Linked DNA regions of Mus musculus: region 1 is linked to region 2. The links are chromatin loops, found by intact Hi-C in ENCODE. Cell type or tissue: left cerebral cortex. All regions are shown on one strand. Each heading gives the region's core, and the rest is flanking DNA. Links, peaks and the distances in the headings are about the cores only. Region 1 holds the start of Zfp950 (zinc finger protein 950). Region 2 has its middle 25 kb from the start of Gm7102.

Region 1 (5,386 bases), core at 208-5,207, 61 kb after region 2:
ACTCATTTTGTAGAGCATGGTGACCTTGAATTCAGAGAGATCCAACTGCCTCTGCTTCCGTACTGCTGGGATTAAAGATGTAGCCACATCACCTGGTTACAACAGGATTCTCTCTCTCTCTCTCTCTTTTTTTTTTGTTTCTTCAAGACATGGTTTCTCTGTGTAGACTTGTCTGTCCTGGAACTCACTCTGTAGCCCAGGCTGGCCTCGAACTCAGAAATCCTCCTGCCTCTGCCTCCCTAGTGCTGGGATGGGATTAAAGGCGTGCGCCACCACACCCAGCTTTACCTCAGGATTCTTAATTCTTTTGCTTACTTTACAGCCAAAACATGACTCAGTTGCAAATACTTACCTGATAATGACATACATTTTATCACTAGAATATATTTTATGCAGACAGGTACCATAAAATGCTGACATAAATCCATGAGCCTATGACTTTAATGAGGTACCCATTTCTTAGGGGACACTCACTGAAGCTCATCGGAATCTTTTCTTGGAATATGTTAACATTTCTAAACTAAAGCTCTTAGTTGTAATATTAAAAAGAATTTGAAAAGTATGGGTCTCTTTTTCCCTTGTCTTGAAGTCTGATGAATACAGACATCACTAGAACTTCGGTTCAAAAAATGTATTTACTACAACTTTCATGGAAGTAAAGGCATCTTTTCTTCTTTTAAACATGGCAGCATGAGACATGCACAAGAAGCTTGACAAACTGTGAATGAAATATTAGTTGTTATTAAATGGCTTCACAACTGTTTAAGTTTTGAAAGCAAGTGTTGATTTACCCTGTAATTATAGGATGGATTCATTAAGAAACATTATTGAGGGCTAGAGAAATGGGTCAGAGGTTAGGAGCACTGACTTCCCTTCCAGTGGTCCTGAGTTCAATTCCCAGAAACTACATGGTGGATTACAACCATCTGTAATGGGATCCAATGCCCTCTTCTGGTGTGTCTGAAGACAACTACAGTGTACTAAATGTGCATTAATAAATAAATAAATAAATAAATCTTAAATTTTTTTCTTTATAAAAAATTATCAAACCTATTCTCAAAGCTATTTTGTGTCTTATAATGGACTTAGTGCAGTTCTTTTTGTTCAGAAACACTGTACCCCTGAACTTTTTTTTTTTTTTAAACTGCACTAAAACTTTGCCATTGGTAAGCCACTGAGCTGATGTGCAGCAGGGCAGGGTAGAATATGATAGGGGTGAAAGGAATTTCCCCACTGCCCTCTGAAGGTTTGCTGGAATACAATGTCTAGGATAAATTAAATGGGAGAAAAGTGTGTGAATGCGTTATTGTCCTTAAGTACAGCCCAACGTGATTCAGAAAGTTTTTGGCCCCACTCTTTCTAGGAGAATTGAAGTACAGGAAATGTCAGAAAACAACATGCTGGGTTTTTCTCTTCTTCTTGTTGAGCTTTTTTATTTTGTTTTTATTATCAACCTTATACAAGTGGAGCTCATCTTCAAAGAGGACTTCTTTCCCACCCAAACCACCCCATGCAAAAGCAAGAGGTTTATTTTCCAGAGCATTGAGACGAGTTAATAAGAAGGCGACCCCAAATGGCCATTACAGTTTTTATACTTTTTAGGAGCACAGGTTACACCAGCAAGATTATACCTCAACCTTATTGGCTAAGCATATTGACCTTTAAACCTATTGGCTAGCAAGCATGACAGGTATTTGAACTCTACCTGGGACTTTCCCGAGGGTCAGGTAACTATCAGTCAGTTTTTTTCCACCTTCCCAAGGAGGAAGATGTGCTGGCTAACAATAGTGCTCCATAGTGTTTGTCATCTATTTCTTGCTTTTGTCCCCCAGCGTTGTCTCATACTTACCAGGTGAAAAATAGCTGCTGCAGTTTACCTAAACATCTTATTATCTTATTTCCTAAAATCTCTCTTTAATTGTTAATACCCTGGGCATCCTTCCACTTGAGGACCAGATTGAAAACTCTACTGCAAGTTGAGTAATGGGCTATGTAAAGGCTATTCCAGGAGGAAGAAGGAAGTGCCTCCGGAGTACTGAGGGGAGTTCAAGCAAGGGCTGAAGTGGCAAGGTAGTGAGTGCAGGATCTATTGCCACAAAGGGAGGAGCAGGTGGCTGAGCAGCGGAAACTGGAGTGGTGGTTCCTCCCGCGGGGCTGGGTGGGAAGACAGACAGGTAGGATATTGGAGGACAGGCACAAGTGCTACTGAAATGTACATCTCTGCACATCTGGAAAACCTTTTGCCCTGGACTGGAAGCCTGAACCGGGAACTTCTAAGTTGTGTACGTCAGCACGCTCTTACCCTAAGGGAGGTGCTCAAGTCACACAAGACTCACTGGCCAATCAGAGGCTTCAGATGGACCTGCCAGTCAGAAAAGGAGGAGGATTCATCCGGGTGTCGAGCAGCAAGTTCCGCTCTGAGACTGAGCAGTCTTGAAGGTTTCTGTGTGATGTACTCTGAACTCTGCTACTGGGTACTGTGAGGGACGCTCTGAAGTCGCGACATGGTGAGCACAGGGTCACTGCCCACAATGGGGAAGAGCAGGCTGCTGAGCCTCGGGAGCTGTTGTGGTGGGTCTTCCCTGGGGCTAGGTGGGAAGTGTCAGCCAGATGCGGCTACCTGTCAGGTCCCTTGTGGTCATAGTCATTCCCTGGATCCGGCGGTAGCCACTGAATAACTTCACTATGGGAGCTGTGACTGGGCAAAACTTTTAGAGTTGGGACTTGTGTGTAGAAACATCCTTGGCAGGATGCCAAACTCGGAGAGCCCTAGTTTCCCTTTTGTCTTCTACATTTAATATTTAGATGTAAGATCCATTTGGACTTAAGTTTGTGGAGGTTGTAAAAGGCATCTCATGCATTGGGTAGCAATCCAATATTAAGCTGAGATGTAGAAGAGTAGAATTGATGATGTAAAGGATCTACCAATGCTTAGGAGATAGTAGAATTTACTTCAGGGAGAACTGCTATAAACACTCCACAGATAAGTAGTGTGCTAACCAGACCTGTTAGAGATTAGGATACTAGGATACACATGTTTATTCACGAAGATTATCCAGAAATTTGGCTCTAGACCATAGCAAAGAAGACACCTCTTATTTACAACTAGCCACTAAGCCCATCCTCATATAAAAGAGCAGGCCTTTAGCAAACTGCTCAAGGAGGCATTACATGGTCACAACCAACATTAAAGCCTGGTGTGCCATAAAGACCCAGTTTTCTTCTTGAGAAAACCATAGTTCTGCCACACAGGCAAGACTACACCAGGTGACAACCATTTGAAAACAAAAAACATTGTTGTGTCAAGGGCTAGCTTAATCAAGCAAGGCTTTCCATGAGGCCCTCAGATATGGAGAAGGAAACCCAGGAACATGCTTTTCAGAGCCAGTAGCAGACTGAGGCCTGGACCTGGAGAGTTTTTCCTAAGGACCTGATGAATTGAGAATAAAATAGAGCTCCTCTAAAGCAAGGGATATGCTTGTGAGAACTGTTAGTGGTCTGGGGCTCTGGGAGGGGTTGCTTCACATCCTGAACCAACTCTTCCTACCACATGGGACTGTGGCTATCAGTCCTAAATCCACTGTCAGTAATGTTCTTGAGATACCCTGTGTCCTGCTTTGGACCGCTGTTTATTAGACACCTTCTGAGTTTGTCCCATTGTATGATAGTTGCTGCTGATTTCATAGAAGTCTACCATTTTTTTCCATTTCCCTTGTTAGTAGTATACAAGATGCTATTCTTAAGAAGCTTACTTAGCATAAGACATAGTTTGTGTGAGACCTCCCATACCTAGCTTTTATACTTTCTACCTTCTACTTTTCCTATCCTTTTCATCCTCAGGGATCTTCCACTTAGAACCTTGTTACTCAAGAATAATCTGCTGGTCGGTCAGTGGTGGTGCACACCTTTAATCCCAGCACTTGGGAGGCAGAGGCAGGCGAATTTCTGAGTGTGAGGCCAGCCTGGTCTACAGAGTGAGTTCCAGGACAGCCAGGGCTACACAGAGAAATCCTGGTATACTTAAATATTTATGTTAGTATCTTTGCTGTGTAAATCTCCCATTTAAGTGGCTAGACTTGCAGACTCCAGTCCATATTTAAATTGTTCAAAACATAACCTGAGGCCTGAACCTAAAAGACACTTAAGGGTGACAGCAAATGTGGAATGTAAAATCTCTTCTCTGCTGCCTCCTCTTTGAACATTAGCCAGCACTGCATGCATCCTGTCATTAAAGACATTTTTCTTAACTAAACTTTTTTGTGTACAGTGATTTCTCCATGGGAAGACATGTTTATTCTAGGACAGCTTCATTTTCAGCCTTTTAGAAAAATATTTCTGAGATAAGCTATGTTGACTCAGGTCACATTGCTCCCCAGGGCAATGACCTTGCTTTCCTCTTGATTAAACTTCCCAAGTTCTTTACTTAAAAGGCTGTACCACAACAGAGTTTTTAAATTTCCCATTAGAGTCATGTATTGAACTGTCCATTGCAGTAACAGGAAAAGGATTTGTTTGTGGAGCATGGCAGAACAGACCAGAATAGGAAGAACAGTTTATTGTACACACTGCAGGGTGAGACAGGATAGACAAGAGCTAGATCACATACTAAAGTTTAAGGTAGTCAGCTGCAGAGGTCACCATTATGAAGAAGGAACTGACTCAGGCAGGGTAAGTAATTTTGTAATTTTCCAGCATCTATTAATTCAAGCATGTGAATGAAAACAGACTAGATTGATGGGTATACAACTTATGAAGATTAGCTTGAGCCAATGAATATTAAATTTCCAATTAAAAGATTGTACTATGCAGATATGTGAAATCCTCCTTGACACAGTTAAGTCAGTTCAGAAATCTGAGACAGATATCAGAAACTAACATTACACACAGGGAAAAGGTCAAAGAGTATCTCATTATTATCTTATTATCTTCCCTTCTACCAGGGAAGGGCCTGTTCTTTTTCAAAGTCATTATACCTATATGCATTTTCAATTATATTTGTCTTTTGAAAAAGTCAATTATTGGTATTTTTAAATTTCATTTTCTTTATGTACCACTGCTCTAATCTCTTACATGTTTTTATTTCCAATGTTTCCCAGTCATTAAGAATTTCATTCCCTTTTATGAAATTCTTGGGCAAATGGATGTATCTGGAGGATATCATCCTTAGTGAGGTAACCCAATCACAAAAGAAGTCCCTTGATATGCACTCACTGATAAGTGGATATTAGCCCAGAAACTTAGAATACCCAAGATACAATCTACAAAACAAAAGAAAATCAAGAAGAAGGAAGACCAAAGTGTGGATACTTCATTCCTCCTTAGAACAGGGAACAAAATACCATGGAAGGAGTTATAGAGACAAAGTTTGGAGCTAAGATGAAAGGAT
Region 2 (5,386 bases), core at 254-5,253:
GTGGTAGAAGACATAGATGGATCTCTGTGTTTGAGGCTAGCCTAGTCTACAAACCACATTTGAGGGCTGCCAGGGCTACACAAAAAGAAACCTAGACACAAAGCAAAATGAGGCAAAATGATTCTGGTCTCTATTTTATAGAGACATAACCCATCTAGTACTATTGGCTATAGAGCTTTGATCATGAAAGAATATTGGATTTTATTAAAGAAGTTTTCAATGTTTTTGTACCTCAGCATTCACTGCTTTTCTTTCTTAAGGTAGGGACTTAGAGCTATAAATTTCAGCAGTGAACATACTGCTGTCCTAGTACACAGTGCAAAGCAAGTTCTGGTGGTTGTTGGCAGTTGGGATAGGACAAGAAAAGCTTGGGTGCTGATTTTAAAGTCTTTTGTATCTCTCTCAATCTTTCTCTCTTTCTCTTTCTTCTTCACAAGGTTATTGAAAACTTTTGAACTGTGATCTACAAAGTATCTGTATCATAGCTTCATAGTCAACATATTCCCTCCATACCCAAAGACATAGAAAGTCAGACAGCTAGACTGCGATACACACATTCACACAAACACACACACAACCATGTGCACATACACGTGTGCACACACACAGACACAGACACAGTGAGAGACAGAGAGGGGCAGCAGAAGAACAAACAATAAAAAAAAAATATCTCCATGGAATTAAGAAAGAAAAGCAAGCCAACATGGGTGTGGTGGTACACTCCCTTCATCCCATTTTTTTTTCTTTTTTTGGTTTGTTTTTTTGAGACAGGGTTTCTCTGTATAACCCTGGATGTCCTGGAACTCACTTTGTAGACCAGGCTGGCCTCGAACTCAGAAATCTGCCTGCCTCTGCCTCCTGACATCCCATCATTCTTGAGGCTGAGGCAGGCACATCTCTGAATTTCAAAGTCTTCCTGGCAGATAGAACCCTTTCCTAAGAAACACTGTTTTAAATAAGTAAACACTAAGTAAACAAGAAACTAATGTGTGCGCGCACACACACACACACACACACACACACACTAAACAAACAATGAGGACTGAATGGCATGGAGCTTCCTCTGTGGCACTGAAACCCACATAGACTTTGGGTGTTACCTACTCACCACACCTCCATCATATGCCTGCACTATCACGCATACACACATACAGGTGCCTGCTTTCACAGCAATACACATAGACAAAGAGACAGGCACACACACAGATACATTTAGAAACTGACTAGCAATAAATCAAAACCAAAAAACTTTCTGGGTTCAACGTTCAGCTGCCATTCTGGTTTATGTTACATGGTTGGTTACATCAACTGAGATGGCATTGAAGTCACATGGTTAATTCCATCTTGGTGGAGTTAGCAATCAAGATGATTGCCTTTCGCATGCTGCCTTCCATATATATGAGGTCAATGTTCAATAAATTCACAGAAAGAGAAAACAAATACCCACAAAGTCTTCCTGGGATGAAAGAATGGAAAGGAATATAGGAAGAGAAGAAGAAAGAAAAACAAAGGGGGGCATAGTGGTGCATGCCAGCACTGGGGAATAATATATCCATAATAATATATAATAATAATATATCCATCCATATACACATACATGCATGTATGGTGGCTTAGAGTGAAAAGCTGCTGGCTGTTAAGGTCTAGGGAAAACATTAAAGCCAAGATGGGATGTTAAGGTCTAAAGAATATATTAAAGCTTAGATGGAATATTAAGGCCTAGGTAAAATGTTAAGGCTTAGTTAAGAATAGTTAAGGCTTAGATAACTCTTACCTACTAAGCCAGCCATTTTGTGCTGTTACGATTATTACAAAAAAAAAAAAAAACTTTTCCTTATGTTGTTTCTGCTTGAACTAGGAAACATTCACATGCCCAAGTTCATTCCATATTCTGTTAGTTCTGTGCCCTTGGAAACCAATCACAATAGAAGTCAGGTAAACTGCTTTGTTTATAGTTACCCACAATAAGCTTGAACCTGAACCAACCAACCAGAAGCATTTCCTGAACCCATGTATAACGTTTTATGGTGTTTACTTGCTTTTATAAGTTCCCCTGGAGATGTACCACAACATAAGAGAGATACCTGCACTGACAAAAACAAGCAAACAAAACAACGAACACACAAACAAAAACAACAGCAAACCTATTTGGGATAAAACTTCCATTTTCAGTAGGATTCCAATAAAGTGTAAGTTCCCAAGACCTCCCTGGGAAGTGATATCCTACAGATGGCAGTAGAGACATATGCATGGGTAAATGAAATCCCTGTTGGTGAGTTAAGACATGAATGTTAGACAAGGCAAGCCCCTTGCACAGTTGAATACCCCAATTAATGGGAGCAGGATATGTGAAGATCAAAGACATGTTCCTACAGAAATCTCCTATCCCTAAATCCAGATTGATGGAATAAGTTGGCACAGATATTTGTGGATTTTAGACATAAAACCCCAGTAGATGCTTAACTCAAAGACACAGTTCAGCTCCAAAACCTGAATTGTGGCCCTGATTGATAATTCCTGTGTCAGGCCTAGGCCCCAATGCTGGCCAACATGCCCGTTGATCTGATTGTATTGTGTATTTTGTGTGTGTGCATTTGTGGGGGAAGCCTGCCTGCCCACCTTCCTTCCTTACTATCTGCCTGGCTACCTGACTCTCTGTGTGCCTGTGAACCCTGTGCATGTCTGATGCCTTCAGAAGCCAGGTGAAGGGGTCAGATCTACTAAAATTAGAGTTATGGATGGGATTATTTATTTTTAGGATTGCAAATTTCTTGTGCCCTTGATCCATGTGTGCCAATTCCATTACTTTTAGTAGGCAAGGATGAGGTCAGAATACCTAATGTCTGTAATAACTGCTGGTGTAGTAAATCACTCTGGTCCCTGATTCTCCAAACTTCTGTGGTATTCACTGCTACAGCTTTGCTCAGTCTCTCCTTCAAAGTCAGATAAAAGAGACATTCATGGGAGGCTGTTAAAATTGTTTCATGCACTCTCACCCCCACATGTGTGTGTACATGCCTTACTTATTACCCACCCCAGGTTTGTGAATCAAAGATCTTTGCTTATTTATTTCTTGTGTCTGTGCTTGTATAGGCACTAGACAACATTCCTCAAAAAACAAACAAACAAGAAAACAAACAATTTGTCTGTTTGTCTGTCTGTCTATCAACACTAGGCAGAGAAACTCCATCTCAAATAAACCAAAATTAACTACTATGCTGTCATACAGAAGGAGTTTGAGAACTATTAATTATAGTTATCTTTTATGCCTTTTAATTAAAAATAACAAAAAATAAAATGATTGGCTTATTTGTCATTTAAAACAATAGACCAAATATAGATCAAATCAGCCCTGTCCCACCTCTTCAAAATGATCCATTGTACTGTTTCAGACTTATGTCTGAGGAGCCTCCTAGTTATGTGAAACAATAGCAACACAGATATGTGGTAGAAAACTTTAAGTTCAAACTGGGTTCTTACCCCACCTTGATATTTGCATTTTGGATAAAAGACAAACAACTTTTATTATTTACAACAAGCCTTAAACAGCACAAGAAGAGCCAGCCAAATATCTTTGTTATTAGAATTTACTCTTTTACTGCAATTCTCTATTTATTACATTATATTTGGGCTGTTTTAAACGTGAATTTCTCAGTAAAGATTCTAGCCTTAGAGACTGGAGATACTCAGACAGCAAGAGACCCGTCTGCTGCTCTTTCAGAATCTTGAGTTCGATTCCCAGAAGCCACGTGGTGGGTTCTAATAGGTTCTGGCACCCTCTTTTGGTATTCTGTAATATGCAGGTAGACTCCTGCAAATAAATTACAAATGGGAATTTTAACCATCTCATTGCTCTTTTAATTTGCTCTAACTCAGCATTTAATCTTCCAAAGGGGGGCCAGGCATCAGTGGTGGCAATAAAGCCCAGAAAGTAACAACAAACTCTAGGGGGCTAAGTGTTTTTGAAAAGGAGACCTAAATAATGTGGAACAGGCATCTTTGCCTCCCTCCTTGCACACCCTGTTTTGATGCTGTTGTGAGACCCCGACTTAAAGCGTTTCTCCCTGAAAGGTAAAGCCTCTAAACGTTCCCCCAAGCTTGTTTTCCCTGATCTCTAAAAATATAGCCAGAAAGAAGCTCTTTGTTCTCTATAGCCAGCAAAAAAGCCTTTTTGTTTCTATACCTTACAACCAGAGATGCGATAATTGTAAAAAGACCTAGCCTGGCTCCCTGTGCCAAGGACACAGAGATAAACTCCACAAAGAAGAGCTACAAACTCACTCCCCACTCCTCATGCCTTGTAATTTACCAAGGACACCTGCCAGAGAAGGGCTGTAGCCAAACTCCCCCAACTCCTCACGTTTTCCTTTAAAAGCTCCCTACTGTTACCGCTTGTGGTCGAACTCCCCTGCCCAGCACGGAGCAGCTAGCTGACAATAAAGCCTCTTGCAGTTTTGCATCAGGTGTGGTTTTCTCTCGAGTTATTGGGGTGCCGGCCAGCTCATCCTGGGACTTTAGCGGAGGTCTCCCCAGTTTGGGGGTCTTACACTGTTCCCCTACGTTAGTCACGTACTTTGACTTAGAGAATGATTTCGCCTGTTTTCACAGCTCCCTGTCATACTTTCGTTTTTGGGTGCCCGAGTCCAGCCCGTGTTCGCTATGTTCGGGCGGGACGATGGGGACCGTTTGTGCCACTCGGGAGAAGTGGTGGGTGGGTACGCTGCTCTGTCATGTGTGCGTGAGTGCCCCGCCCTGAGCTAGGGAGGACCCTTGGGAGAGACGGAATGAGTGAGTGAATTGTGGCATGAGAGATCTGTATTGGTTTGTTTGGTTGATCGAGACCGTTGTCGGGCGACACCTAGTGGTGACTCGTTTCTCCAACTTTCCTTTGCCCCAGTCTATGAGGACAGGAAGTCCCTACCTAGAGCTGGCCAGAGTTAAGGAGTCCCAGCAAGCCAGCACGTGCCTCCTTTGTCCTGGAGATGGTGTCGTGTTTGGGTATATTCACTAACAGAGTGAATACTGGGAGATCTATGTGGGGAATGTTAGTTGCTGTGCTCCCTGCTGAGACAAATTACAGGGGTGGCGGCACTTGATCACGTCAACCAGAATTCTTAAATTCTGCCCTGGAACTTCATGTTTTCCTTGTCCCCTCCTGTTCTGTCCCTGGAGGCAGGGCTCTGGAATTTTGAGGCAAAGAGGATGATGTTGCCCAGGCTTCCAAGCCATTGGAACCCAGCCCTGTCTCCCTGGAGCTTCAATGTCTTTTAATTCTTTTAAAATTTCTCCAGGAGCTCCTTGGTCTCTGGGGCCAGGGCTCTAGATTTTGGGGGCTGAGACAATGCTGTGGCCAGGGCATTCTAGAACGGTCCTGTCTGTCTACATC

What was found. Hi-C counts contacts between places; a loop is a spot of excess contacts. Peaks named below come from ENCODE experiments on the same cell type or tissue, not always from the same donor. Only the 100,000 strongest peaks of a DNase experiment are listed, where the experiment ranks them.
Region 1: a loop joins it to region 2, with 2.1 times the contacts of the local background. A loop is called at or near these places in 2 of 42 quality-filtered maps.

Annotation. Positions count from the first base shown.
Region 1 is chr19:61,137,826-61,143,211 of GRCm38, reverse strand. Zfp950 (zinc finger protein 950) reads left to right here and starts at 2,372. Exons shown (of 3, transcript NM_001001737.2): 1 at 2,372-2,507. The coding sequence starts at 2,505. In left cerebral cortex, for the core only: no CTCF peak of the experiment used is centred there; DNase peaks (open chromatin) are centred at 2,351 and 2,661; H3K4me3 peaks cover 1,470 bases; H3K27ac peaks cover 663 bases.
Region 2 is chr19:61,199,033-61,204,418 of GRCm38, reverse strand. No RefSeq gene overlaps it. Among named protein-coding and RNA genes, the nearest start is that of Gm7102, 25 kb to the right of the region's middle. In left cerebral cortex, for the core only: a CTCF peak has its summit at 2,248 (motif pointing right); no DNase peak of the experiment used is centred there.